Regions from separate parts of the Homo sapiens genome. Here region 2 is linked to region 1. Evidence: chromatin contacts called from ENCODE Hi-C or POLR2A ChIA-PET data. All regions are on one chromosome and are shown on one strand. Each heading gives the region's core, a stretch centred on a gene start or an enhancer-like site at or near the end of the contact. The rest is flanking DNA. Distances are from core to core; before and after follow the strand shown.

Region 1 (7,065 bases), core at 2,789-5,288:
GGGCCTGGGAAGGATTCAGGGTTCATCGCACTCCGGGTGTTGCTCAGGAGCAGCTGGGTATGGGGACAGCTGCTTGTCCACAAGAGCGACTCCATGTGCTTCTCTGTGACCAGTGGAAGCAGGATCTGATTTGCTAGGGGAGGACATAGCAGGGGTGGGGTGGGGGGCAGCCCTTGCAGGTCTTGGGAAAAGGGTAAAGGAAACCTAAGAACCAGAAATAGTTGTGACGCTCACAGTCTGGAAGGAGCAGACTGAGGCCCTGCGCCAGGCCCAGGAGACGAGAGAACACTGCAAGAAGGCAGCAGCAGTCCACTTTTCAACCGTGGTGGTGCCAGGAAGTGGTTAGAAGCCCAGGACTGAGCTTCGCAGCATTCAGAGGCTTAGATGAACACAATTCGGGGGCGTAGGCAGGAGCGGAAGAGGTGGGTGAGCCCCTGAGAGCAGAACATGGAACCAGACCCCCCTGTACCTTGTGCCTCTGTTTTCTTATCTGTAAAATGGGAGAATCCTAGAACTCATCCCACACGGGCTTTAAGGGAAACAGAGTCCAGGCCTGGCACAGTACCTGGCTCATGCCAGGGATGGGGGTCTTGTGACCTGCACTCTGCCCTGCCACCCTGCCTTCCTACCCTTCCAGAACTGCCTCCTCCAGTCCACATGACTGGGGGCGGCACGCCCACTCCAGGGGTGGGCACATGACCTGTCACCTCACTTAGCAGCAGCATGGGAGCAGGACCCAAGCCAAGCCGGTCCTGGTCCTTTACCGGACGGGTCCTGGGGGACTGTCTGCAGTACAAATGGCACTGCCTGGAAATGCTGGAGGACACCATTGCTTCTATGTGGCGAGAATCCAGATGAGCCAGAGGCCAACCAGGAGAAAGGGCCAAGAGGGCTCCAGGAGGGCAAATTCCCCGGCCAGACCCGGCCGCAGTGGGGCTCGTCCTCTCTAGACCTTCAGCTGCAGATTTCTGCTCAAGCCAGCTAAAGCTTTCTGTCGCTGGCCGCTGAGCAGCAGGGACCCTGTGAGTGACAGTGGTTACCACTTCTGAAGATGATGAAAATTACTCTGGATGACCCAGCACTGAGGGAGAGGGGATGATAAGGGAAAACAATAAAGATGATCAGGGCAGAAGTAGAAAAGAGTGATGAGGAGCAGAGACACGTCCACGGCATCCACGCCACCACCAAGCCACTGCAGCACAGTACCAGGTGTGGCGTCAGGAGGTTAACACAAGACACTCTGGGATGACAGACCCCATCCAGCAGCAGGCCTGCCACACAGCACAGCAGGGCACAAAAGGCTCAGGGACCATGACCAGCAGCAGGCATGGGATGTGCTGCTGAGCCGCTCGGGGTCTCAGCTTTCATATCCGTTAAAAGGATATGACCTTTCCCACCCAAGAGGCCCTCCCCAGGGCAGGGTGGGGACCTGAGCGCTGCAGCAAGTGAAGTACATGAAATGGTGAAGAAGCAAGGGAGGAAGGTTCTACGGAGAACAACTCGGGGAAGTGGGAAGCCAGGCACATCCTCATCCAAGCAACGTGTGGCACAGTTCAGTAACTACTGATTTCAGGCACCCCAAATAACAAGACCCTTTGGCACCTCCAGGTACCAGGCACTGGGGAAAAAGCCCCAAGTTATGGTCCCCTTTCCCTGCCTGCAGAGGGCAGGGCCCACACCGTACCCCACAGAAGCCCAGGATGTCTCCCCAGGACTTGGGGCTCCTAAACAGATGACTAAGCCCCGTCACCCATGTGTGTTGATGGCCACACTGTTCCCTTCCTCAAATGCCATCCCCACATCACCACCTGACCCCCCAGGTCAGCTCCTCTGGAGAAACCTGCCTTGGCTCCCACCCTCCTCAGGCCCCACTGCCCCAAGCTGCCCACACCCAGCACTGGGCAGAGAGAAAGGCTGCTGGACTCCATTGCACTGACCCCACCAGGCTAATGCTCGGTGGTGAACATCAATGGTGGCCATCAAAGCCGGCAATTTCCCTCCTGGACACTCAGTGCCACTGTGTTGTCCCTGCCCCCAGTCAGGCATGGCCACAGGACTTGCCTTGGGCAATGAGATGTGAACAGAGGTGACCATGTCCCCTCCTGGAAAAAGCATTCCACTGCCAGCACCGAGGCCTCCCTGACCTCAGAAACAAGGAAGCACATGAGGCTGCCACCCACCAGCAGAGCCAGCCAGACCCGCCACCTGGAAACAACGCGGGCTGAGTGGCGACGAAGCCAGGCTGGGAACCAGAAAGAAACAACTGATGAAGAGGACCTCCAGCTAGCGCTGGTTCCCAACTATGGGCAACTGTGTGTCCCCCACAAGGAGATTTAGCAACACCTGAAGAGCTTTTTGATTGTCACACCGAGGAAAGTGCTACTAGAATCCAGTGAGGAAAGGGCCCCTGTAATGCAGAGGACAGCCCCCTAAAACAAAGAATTATCCAGCACAAAAGGTCCACAGTGCTGAACTTAAGAAGTGGGATACACACTGAGCCACTGCAGGGCAGACCACAGCCCCCGAGAGTCTCTGGATCCAGAGTGCATGCTGAATGAGTTGTGAGTAAACCTATTTCCGCCAGCCTTTCGACACTACTTGTCACTGCAGCCTAACCTGGCCTATCCTGACTAACAAGCACTCTTTCAGGGACACAGCTTGTGCCCTGTGTCCACAGCCCCAAATTCTTAGCAAAACACCTGCCACATGGGCATTTGGAGGTGCAGCTCAGAAGACACGAGGGGGAGGCAGCAGCAGCCTCTCAAACCCTCCCAGGAGGGACCCCAATCTCCAAATGCCAAGGCTTGACCTAAGTCTGCCTTTGCACAAACTGATCCCCCTGCCAGGCACCCTTCCTCAGCTGGCAAACTCCTGCCCACCCACCAAGAGCAGCTCAAGTGCCTTCCTCATCAAGAGGCAGGAATAATGGCTTCCACTGAAGCCTGCTCCATGCTCAGCATCAGACCATGAGCCCCTCGAGGCCAAAGATGGCTCTTTATTTCAGCATCCCTGTGCCCCCTGCAGACCCTGGGCCTGGCAGGCTCTCTGCAAACACTCCCCGAGTGCTGCCGGGTTCCTGGGCCAGGCTCCAGCCCCGTGTCACCCCTGCCCGCCTGCCCTGCGGCATCTTGGTTTACTTGCTGATTGTTTGGTAATTTGGATTTTCCTCCTATTAACAGTGCCAGAAACTGAAATGGCCCGATATAAAGACAACATACGAACAGAATTTTAAAGCCAGTACAAACATTTGAATTGTCTGGACAGCTCTAGGGAAGAACCAGATAAACTGGAAGCTGCCATGTGTCTTTTTTATTGAGTGGGGGCATCTTTCCTTTGACTGGGGAGTCACCAACCACCTTACCTGAAGACCCTCCCCCCGACCGGGTGCCCCACCCAGGGGAGGCAGGCCGGCCCCAAAGTCCGGGCGCCCCTCAGTGCAGGCACAGCAGCCTGAGTCAGTACACTCCCTCAGACCCAGAACAGCTTCCAGGGGTGCCTGGAAGCAGCTTTTCCCAGTGAACAGGCACAAGAGAGAGACAGAGTGGGTGACCCACCTTTGGCACCTCCCGGAGAGGTCATCAGAGCTGCAGGGGCTGAAAGCAGCACAGGAACTGAGGTGCCTTTGAGACTCCCCTCCTCAGTTCAATTTTCAGGAAGGAGGAAGTGAGGCGAGGGCAGGAGATCACGCAAGGCAGTGTTCTGCCACATCCAAGGGGCCACCACTTCAGATCAGGAATCATCCTGACTTCTTGCTGATCACAAACGTTAAATCTATTCCCTTAATGGCTCTCGACATCCCCGCTTTTTAGTGTGGAAATTCTCGACTTGAAATTGTTTTTGAGTCTTTTACTATCCCCTTGCAGGTGCGGTAATTTTTCTTTCCCCTAATTAGGGATGGGACCTAAATTGTGGGAAGCAGGGGAGTTGGCTGCTGGGAGAGGGAGGTAGTGGGGGGTGCTGGCAGGCTTGGTTCTAGCACCTCCTCCCCTCCCCGCTACCCCCACTCCCCCTCCTCCGTCAGCCAGCCAGCCTCAGGGCTAATGATTCAGTTGGTTCTCTTCACAGCAGCTTCTTAATCCCAAGAATGCAAAGTCATTTAGTATCAGCCTAATGAGCAAGGTAGGCTACTGCAGGAAGGGAGGCAGAAATTCCCGTGACATTTCCCTCCCTTGGACTCACTGGGGGAGGGAGAAGCCTGCTCAGGAAAGCCTGAATTGTTCTAGCACCTATCCTCAAGGTACCCCACACTCCTAAAATAGCAGCATAAGTGTGTGTGTCCCCAGCCTGTGTCCTGGATGCTGACACTCTTTGAAAGGCTGTGTTCCAGAGGAGACCGAAAGACTTCACCCAAATTCTGCTGCCAACACTCCTTACCTGGCCTGAGGGCTGGGGGCAGCTCCTGGTCCCTGGATCCCAAGCCCTTAAAGTTTAGTTGTCTTTGCCCTGCTGCTGCACCTCCAACCACAGGCAGCGAGAGTTTCCTGGTCTGATTTTGGTCAAACATTTGCTGGGCTTCTCTGTCACGCACTGGGCTGGCCTGGGACCAGAGGGGGACCCCAGACCGCAAACCCTGCCCCGAGATGCTAGCTGCCACAGGGCAGACCAGTGGGCTACATGCCATGCCCTCTGGCGGGTGTGCCACAGGCCCTTAAATAGCACAAACACCTGGGGGACAGCAGGAGGCACAGGGAAGTTTCAGTAGAGCTGCTGTGTGAGCCAGGCCCTGGAGGGGAGGGAGAGGGAGGCTGCCAGGGCACGCTAGAGAAGGCCTGCTAAGCACCAGGAGAAGCAAAGGCAAAGACCAGGTCATGGGCACTGGGGTTTCCTGGGGCCCCCCAGCCACAGGCATGAGTCAGCCCTGACCCCATCTCAGAAAACTTAAACCACAAGGCACCTTACTGGAGTATCTCCCTGGCCCCTCAGATATTTTCGGGATGGCAGGTCAAAGGAAAGTCCCAAGGTGTCGGGTCACATGGGCTCTGGCCTTGACCTTGACCCTGACCCAGTCCCTCCCTTCTCAGTCACAGATTCACCCACAAGCCCTAAGAAGAGCAGGGTAGGAGAAAACTGTATTCACTTCCCATTGCTGCTGTAACAAATCACAACAGTAGTGGCTAAAAACAACACAAATGTATTATTCTCTTAGGGTTCTGAGGTCAGAGGCAGGCTTCCTTTTGGAGGCTCCAGGGAGAAATCGATTCCTCCGCTTTCTCTAGTTCTAAAGGCTGTCCACATTCCTTGGCTTGTGGCCACAACACCCCAACCTCTGCTTCCACTGTCACATCTCCTCTGGCCCTCCTGCCTCCTTGTAATTACACCAGGCCCACCCAGGTAATGCAGGAACATTTTCTATTTCAAGATGCCTCACTCCTTCACATCTGTAAGCCAAGAGCAGTGGCACATGCCTATAATCCCAGCTACTTGGGAGGCTAAGGCGAGAGGATCACTTGAGGCCGTGAGTTTGATGCTGCAGTGCGTTATGATCAGACCTGTGAATAGCCACTGCACTCCAGCCTGGGTGACACAGTGAGACCCCCATCTCTGAAAAATAAAAATTTAAAAATCCCATCTGTAGTCATGTCATACCCTTTTACCATGTAAGGCAGCACACTCACAGGCTCTGAGGATTAGAACCTGCTGTCTTTGGTGGGGAGTGGCAGGGGCCTTACTTTGCCCACCACAACCCCAAGGCTCCCACAGCTCTGCCATCCCAGGATTCTCAGACATCGCCTGGAAGCATTCATGTGTCAGGCAGGAATGAATGAGGACCTGTCAGGAGTTTGTAGGGGCCTTCAACAGTCAATGAGGAGTTGATGGGGAGGAGCACAGCACAGCTTTGCACGGTACCCGCAGATTCCCAAGGGGCACTGGGTACAGCCCAGCATGGCCGCAGGGGTCCCTGATGGGAATGGCGGGAAAGAAGCCCAGGGAAGGGATGTGGGGGAACTGGGTGCTGGAGACCAAAGGCTCCAGGCCTGGAAGCCTTGGCTGCAAACCGGGGAGCTGGGTGATAATTACTGACACTTGGGCTCATCCTGAGGTCCATCAGAGGTGCCCAGGCACCTGACCCTAAAACAGGCAGCGCTTCATCGGCTACCCGAGAGACTCTCCAGTTTCAGAGAGGATTCCAGGGGCCTGAGCACGACCCAAATAAATGAGAGGCTAACACCAGTAATCCCCGAGCTCTCTCGTTCCCCACCCAGGCCTGCTCTCCCTGTCCCAGGCAGAAACAGGGACAGACGAGGCAGTGGCGGGGCAGGATTTGTGAGTGCCAGGCACTTCGTCCCCCTCACACTGGATCTCAGCAACCACTGGGTGGGTACAATGGTTGCATCTTTTCTTTTTTGGTTTTGTTTTGTTTTTTTTTTTTTTTTGAGACAGGGTCTCCCTCTGTCACCCAGGCTAGAGTGCAGTGACACGATTTCGGCTCATTGCAGCCTTGACCTCCTGGGTTCAAGCAATTCTCCCGCGTTCAAGCAGGAGCTACTTGGCCACCCAAGTAGCTGGGACTACAGTCGTGCGCCACCATACTCTGTTAATTTTTGTGTTTTTAGGAGAGACGGGGTTTTGCCATGGTGACCAGGCTGGTCTCGAACTCCCAACATCAAGTGATCTGCCTGCCTTGGCCCCCCAAAGTGCTAGGATTACAGGCATGAGCCTCTGCACCAGGCCTCTTTTTTTATTTTTTGTAGAGACAGGGTCTCACTATGTTGCCCAGTAGGTTGCTGGTCTCAAACTCCCAGGCTCAAGCAATCCTCCCGCCTTGGCCTCCCAGAGTGCTGGGATTACAGATGTGAGCCACCGCGCCTGGCCTGTCACCTCTTTTCAAGTGGGGAAATTCAGAGCAGTTCAGTATCCTGACCAAAGACTCACAGCAGGTAAGAAGCAGAACCACAATCTAAACCCATCCAAATACCAGTAATTCCCAGGCTCCCTTACTCCCCACCCAGGCCCGCTCTCCCCAAATCTGTCAGGAAACCCTCCTCATCCCACAGCACTGTGTGACTTCCTGGGGAGAAAGGGGACCTGTGTGATGGTGGGGGGCCCACCGGGTCTGTTGGGGAT
Region 2 (7,065 bases), core at 2,552-5,051, 48 kb after region 1:
AGCTGGGACCATACCCAGCTATTATTTTTTTTTATTTTTTTGTACAGACAGGGTCCACTATGTTGCCCAGGCTGGCCTTGAACTTGTGGGCTCAAGCAATCCTCCTGCCTCTGCCTCCCAAAGTGCTGAGATTACAGGTGTGAGCCATGATGCCCGGCCAGGGAAACTTGTTAACATGCATATTCTGATTCAGTGGGTCTGGGGCGGGGCCTGAGACTCTGCATGTCTAGCAGGTGATGCTGATGCCTTGGGTTCACTGGTCACTCTGAGCAGAAGATACTAAAAATGAGAACAAAACACAAGTTCCAGGGTTCCCTGGCTGCATTTTAGAATCACTGAGGAGCTTTAAAAACAGATACCCCTGTCTGGATCCCACCTCAGACCAACTGAATCAAAATTATTGGGGGAGGGCTGGGCACAGGGGCTCACGCCTGTAATCCCAAGACTTTGGGAGGCTGAGGTGCAAATCGCCTGAGGTCAGGAGTTTGAGACCAGCCTGACCAATATGGTGAAACCCTGTCTCTACTAAAAATACAAAAATTAGCCGGGCATGGTAGTGTAGTCCCAGCTACGCAGGAGGCTGAAACAGGAGAACTGCTTGAGCCCTAGGGGCAGAGGTTGCAGTGAGCTGAGATTGCACCACTGCATTCCAGCCTGGGTGACAGAGCGAGACTTGGTCTCAAAAAAAGAAAAAAAAAGGAATTATTAGGGGAGAAGGGGCTTGGAGGGAAAGTTGGACCCCCAAAATAAACAAGAGCTGCACCTCACATGTGCCAGTGATAATGATATGCAGTGAAATGAAGCAAACTCTCTGCATCCAAGATTAGCATCAGGAAATGCAAAAGACAAGTCTGCCCCGAGGCGCTTAGGTGCCCATGGAGATTGAGAACTATTACACTACACCAAAATATGGGAGAAATAAAGCATAAAATTGTCATCATCATTTATAATCAGGTTCTCAATATTCTCTCTCTCTCTCTCTGTGTATATATATATATATGTTTTTTCTTTTTTTTGAGACAGAGTCTTGCCCTGTGGCCTGGATTCAAACAATTCTCCTGCCTCAGCTACCCAAGCAGCTGGGATTACAGGCACCTGCCAACACACCTGACTAATTTTTGTATTTTTAGTAGAGATGGGGTTTCACCATGTTGGTCGGGCTGGTCTCAAACTCCTGACCTCAAGTGATCTGCCTGCCTCAGCCTCCCAAAGTGCTGGGATTACAGGTGTGAGCCTTGGCACCCAGACTTCTATATCTATATCTATATCTATATCTATATCTATATCTATATCTATATCTATATCTATCTATATCTATATCTATATATATATTTTTTTTTTCTGGGAGAGTCTTTTTCTGTTGCCCAGGCTGAAGTGCAGTGGTGCAATCACTGCAGCCTCAACCTCCCAGACTTACATGAGCCTCCCACCTCCCACCTCAGCTTCTGGAGTAGCTGAGACCACAGGTGTGCACCACCATGCCTGCCAATTTTTTTTTTTTTTTTTTGAGATGGAGTCTTGCTCTGTCACCCATGCTGGACAGCAATAACACAATCTCGGCTCACTGCAACCTCCGCCTCCCGGGTTCAAGCAATTCTGCTGCCTCAGCCTCCAGAGTACCTGGGATTACAGGCACTTGCCACCATGCCCAGCTAATTTTTTGTTTGTATTTTTAGTAGAGATGTGGTTTCACCATGCTGATCAGGCTAGTCTTGAACTCCTGACCTCAGGTGACTCACCCACCTCAGGCTCCCAAATTGCTGGGATTACAGGCATGAGCCACCGTGCCCAGCTGTTTTTTTTTATTTTTTGTAGAGATGGGGTCTTACCATGTTGCCCAGGCTGATCTCAAACTCCTGGGCTCAAGCAATCCTTCCATCTCGGCCTTCCACAGCACTGAGATTACAGGTGTGAGCCACCACTCCCAGTCTGCTTTTTGTTTTGTTTTGTTTTGAGACAGTGTCTCTCTATTGTCCAGGCTAGAGTGCAGTGGCACAATCGTAGCTCCCTGCAGCTTTCAACTCCTGGGCTCAAGCCATCCTCCCGACTCAGCCTCCTAAGTAGCTGGGACTACAGGTGTGTACCACCACACGGCTAATTTTTTAATATTTTTGTAGAGACAGGATCTCACTATGTTGCCCAGGTTGGTTAGGGCAACTCCTTGAACTCCTGGCCTCTAGTGATCCTCCTGCCTCAGCTTCCCTAGTAGTTGAGATTACAGGTAGCTATTATTTATTTAGTTATTTATTTTGAGACAGAGTCTCTGCTGCCTAGCCTGGAATGCAGTGGTGTGATCTCGACTCACTACCACCTCTGCCTCCCCGGTTCAAGCAATTCTCCTGCCTCAGCCTCCTGAGTAGCTGGGATTACAGGCATGCACCATCTCGCCAGGCTAATGTTTGTATTTTTGTAGAGGTGGAGTTTCACCATGTTGGCCAGGCTGGTCTTGAACTCCTGACCTCAGGTGCTCCGCCTGCCTCGGCCTCCCAAAGTGCTGAGATTACAGGCGTGAGCCACCGTGCCCGGCCAGGTAGCTATTTTTTTTTTTTTAACTGTAAAGAATATTGAACTTTGGGAGCCTGAGGTAGGAGGATCACTTGAGGCCAAGTTCAAGACCAGTCCGAGCAACATAGCAAGACCTGTCTCAAAATAATAATAATAATAATAGCTACCGTGCATGCATTTATAAGCCTTCGACATTGTGCAGGCAGCATCACATACAGTCCTCATAACAGCCCCATCTGTCGGCCAGTTATTTCCTACCACTTCCCAGCTGAGAAAACTGAAGGGCTGAGAGGGTAAGGCACTCTTCCAAGGTCACAGTCAGTGAATGTTGAGGTCAGAGCTGAAAGCAGGGCCAGCTGAAACCACAGCCCATGGGTTCAACAACCTACAGCCAGACCAAACCCTACTCATCACCCTTTTGTTTTTTTGGTGTGTCTTTGTTTGTTTTTTGATATGGGGGCTTGGGTGGGGAAGAGGAGAGAGAAGCAACCACCCATTTTTATACTGCCCTTGAGCTAAGAATGGTTTTAATATCTTTAAGTAGTTAGGGGAAAAAAAATCAAAAGGGCCTGGCGTGGTGGCTCACACCTATAATCCCAGCACTTCGGGAGTTCGAGGCGGGTGGATCACTTGAGCTCAGGGGCCTGTCCAACATGGCAAAACCTCATCTCTACTGAAAATACAAAAATTAGGCCAGGCGCAGTGGCTCACACCTGTAATCCCAGCACTTCGGGAGGCCGAGGCGTGTAGATCATGAGGTTAGGAGTTCAGGACAAGCCTGGCCAAGATGGTGAAACCCTGTCTCTACTAAAACTACAAAAATTAGCCAGGCGCGATGGCAGGCACCTGTAATCCCAGCTACTCAGGAGGCTGAGGCAGGAGAATCGCTTGAACCCGGGGGATGGAGGTTGCAGCGAGCCGAGATCGCGCCACTGCACTCCAGCCTGGGCCACAGAGTGAGACTCTGTCTCAAAAAAATAAAATAAAATAAAATACAAAAATTAGCTGCGTGTGGTGGCGTGCGCCTGTAATCCCAGCTACTCGGGAAGCTAAGGCAGGAGAATCACTTGAACCTGGGAGGCAGAGGTTGCAGTGAGCCAAGATCGTGCCACTGCATTCCAGCCCAGGCGACAGAGCAAGACAATGTCCCGAAAGAAGATAATAGTTCATGACAAGTGAAAGGAAATTCAGATTTCAACATCCATGAATCAAGTTGTGTTGGAACACAGCCACACCCATTCCTTTAAATCTTGCCCGTGGCTCCTTTCCTGCAGCAAAGGCAGAGCTGAATAGTTGCGACAGAGACCATACGGCCTGTAAAGCCTAAAATACTTACATCTGGCCCTTGCCAGAAAAGGTTTTGCTGAACCCTGCTCGAAATGGTTTCACTGTTTATAAATTCTCCACTTTTCTTTTTTTTACACTCAAATGAGTATTCTTCTTACCCCAACGCTCTGCTAAATTTGAACATGTATGTAGTTGCTTTTATAGGGTCGGTTAACATAAACCAATTGGTTGCTTCGCTAAGACTTTTTTTTTTTTTTTTTTTTTGAGAAGGAGTCTGGCTCTGTCCCCCAGGCTGGAGTGCAGTGGCGCAATCTCAGCTCACTGCAAGCTCCGCCTTCCGGGTTCACGCCATTCTCCTGCCTCAGCCTCCTGAGTAGCTCGGACTACAGGCACCCGCCACCACGTCCGGCTAATTTTTTTGTATTTTTAGTAGAGACGGGGTTTCACCAGGTTGGCCAGGATTGTCTCGAACTCCTGACCTCGTGATCCGCCCACCTCGGCCTCCCAAGGTGCTGGGATTACAGGCTTGAGCCACCGCACCCGGCCGACTTTTTTTTTTTTTTTAACTGTAGTTTTGTTTTGTTTTGTTTGATACAAAGTCTCACTCTGTTGTCCAGGCTGCAGTGCAGTGGCACAATCTCAGCTCACTGCAACCTCCGCCTCCTGGGTTCAAGTGATTCTCCTGCCTCAGTCTCCTGAGTAGCTGGGGTTACAATTACAGGCGTGCACCACCACGCCTGGTTAAGCTTGTCTAAGATTTCTTATACTGGTAGATGGATTCAAATCTATAGATGCAAACCTATGAGCATTCGGGTGTGTGAAGCCATAAAGACATTTACAACAGAAGGAGGTCTTAGAGGCTTAGTTTTCTCACACATGTAGGGACTGCTAGTTTTCCTTCCTGGAGTCCGGGCCAGGCCTGAAAAAGGCAAACTAAGAAAATCAAAATGACAAACTGAAGACAGTGAGGTAGCACCTCCCCGAAGTTATTCCATGTGTTTGTAGCATAGATTAAGCATTTATTTAGCAAACATCTGTTAAGGCCAGTTACACACTCTGCAGAGTCAGAGAGGAAAGAGGCAGCGAGGCATGTGGGTTCACACCTGAAGTCTCAGCTACTTGAGATGGCAGTAATGCCATCATAGCTCACTTCAGCCTCATCTGACTAATTTTGTATTTTTTTAGAGACAGGGTCTTGCTTTGCTGCTCAGACTAGTCTGGAACTCCTGACCTCAAGAGATCCCTCTGCCTCAGTCTCCCAAAGTGCTGGGATTAGAGGTATGATCCACCATGCCCAGCCAACAATGAATAATTTTTATAGTATGTCCCAAATGGGCTGTGGGATATACTTTTTTAAATTATTATTATTATTTTTTTAAGCAATGTCACTCAGGCTGGAGTGCAGTGGTGTGGTCATAACTGCCACCCCAGCCATCCAGGCTCAAGTGATTCTCCCACCTCAGCCTCCTGAGTGGCTGAGACCACAGGCAGGCGCCACCATGCTCGGCTAACTTTTTAAATTTTTTGTAGAGACAAGGTCTCGCCATGTTGCCCAGGTTGGTCTCAAACTCTTGGGCTCAAACGTTCCTCCCACCTCAGCCTCCCAAAGTACTGGGATTACAGGTGTGCACCACCACGCCTAGCCTATTTTTTAAAAATAGTCACTTTTTATGGGGGATTACAGTTTAACTGGGCCTTCTGTATTTTATCTGGCAACACTACCCATGAAGAGCACTGTCCAACTTTGAAGCCACCTCAATGTGAATGTGACTTTTATCTGCACCTGTAGTCTGTTTCTCCTCTTCTCCTGGGAGCGGGACTACTCATGTTGATTGGGTGCCAAGGGTACCAACCCGATGCCATATTAGGAAAGCCGGGCATGACCTCCAGGAGCTGGTTTGTTTGTTTTGTTGGGTAAAGATTTTGCCTGCTTACATTAGTGGGTAAAGGTTTGTTTTCTTTTGAGAGAGCCAGAAATATCCAGGCAGGCCTGGCCCCAGCAGGGTTGGTGGAATAGATCACAGCAGCTTCCTCCATGTCGTGCCTAGGAAAGCCCGCAAAGGATTTTTAAGGTCTAGTGGGAAGAGGAGGGAAAGGCATCTTGGTCTTTTGTGTGTGTGTATGTGGAGGGGGCATAGGTTATATGCAAATAGCATCTTCATGTTGGAAAGCCTGGCTTGAAGCTTCTGGACAACTTTCCTGACATGCCTCTACTCACCCCAGCACTCTCTCCACCATGGCCCCCCATTCTGTATCCATACCCCTGGCTTACAGAAAGTTCTTCCTCCCTTTGTGCCTAGCCTTCGATTCCCTCAGGGTGGCATCAGATCTTTTTATCTTCTAACCTAAGACGGAGGCCGCCCTGAGGAGTGTTAACATTGCCCTCCATCCCTGTCTCTGGCTGTTGTTCAGGAGTGCCGGGTCATGTCAGGACACGTGGAAAACCGGCGAACTTTCCTCCCTTGGAAGGTCCTTCTCACCCACCCACCCGCTGGTCCTCTCTCTTCAGGCCGGAACAGTCCCCTGTCCCTCCAGTGGAAGCCCCTCCCCCATGTGGATGTTGTCCTCAGGGCCTTCTCCAGGACATCCTGGGCATGCCTGGCCCCCTGGCTGGCTCAGAGCAGAGCTGAATTCCCTCCTGAGGAGGTATACAGCAGTCCATGCAGCCTTGGGTCCAGTTTGTCTTTTTGGCTGGTTCTTCCTTTTTTTTTTTTTTTTTTGAGACAGAGTCTTGCTCTGTCACCCAGGCTAGAGTGCAGTGGCACAATCTCAGCTCACTGCAACCTCCACCTCCTGGGTTAAAGAGATCCTCCCACCTCAGCCTCCTGAGAAGTTGGGATTACAGGCATGCACCACCATGCCCCGTTAATTTTTGTATTTTTAGTAGAGATGGGGCTTCACCATGTTGGCCAGGCTGGTCTCAAACTCCTGACCTCAGGTGATCCACCCGCCTTGGCCTCCCAAAGTGCTGGAATTACAGGCGTGAGCCACTGTGCCCAGCCTTGGCCGGTTCTTCCTTATTCACTTGGTCGATGAGGAAGCTAGGAAGCTGAGGTTAAGGGGCCGCCCGAAGTCACACAGCCAGCCAGTGGCCGACTTAATACCTTGAACCCAGGTCTTCTGGCTCCTAGACTAGACTTCTCTCGACTGTAACACACTGATCTGCCTAAAGTGCGTCCAGAGGGGTATATAGCCCGGTGGTTCTGCGCATGGACAGCGAGGGCCTGGTATTCAAAACCCAGGCCTTGCGCTCAGTGGGTGTGACATTGATAA

The links. A loop is a pair of places that touch in the nucleus more often than their neighbours do. ChIA-PET counts read pairs that join two places held with the same protein, here RNA polymerase II (POLR2A). Pooled maps may share reads with other maps.
Region 2: a loop to region 1 is called in a map of astrocyte of the cerebellum, with 9 times the contacts of the local background. The contact joins two enhancer-like sites. A Hi-C loop is called at or near these places in 3 of 168 maps with a recorded cell type or tissue (IMR-90, astrocyte of the cerebellum and endothelial cell of hepatic sinusoid) and 3 of 50 pooled maps. POLR2A ChIA-PET finds 5 or more read pairs at or near these places in 2 of 52 experiments (Caco-2 and SK-N-SH).

The regions. Positions count from the first base shown.
Region 1 is chr14:93,081,984-93,089,048 of GRCh38, forward strand. The region is part of intron 2 of ITPK1 (inositol-tetrakisphosphate 1-kinase); the gene reads right to left. Among named protein-coding and RNA genes, the nearest start is that of ITPK1-AS1, 18 kb to the left of the region's middle. RefSeq lists enhancers at 2,660-3,283, 5,779-6,400. Within about 2 kb of position 4,039, at least 7 of the 41 ENCODE cell types and tissues checked have a DNase peak (open chromatin) inside an H3K27ac peak, as active enhancers do.
Region 2 is chr14:93,129,895-93,136,959 of GRCh38, forward strand. No RefSeq gene overlaps it. Among named protein-coding and RNA genes, the nearest start is that of ITPK1, 18 kb to the left of the region's middle. Within about 2 kb of position 3,802, at least 5 of the 41 ENCODE cell types and tissues checked have a DNase peak (open chromatin) inside an H3K27ac peak, as active enhancers do.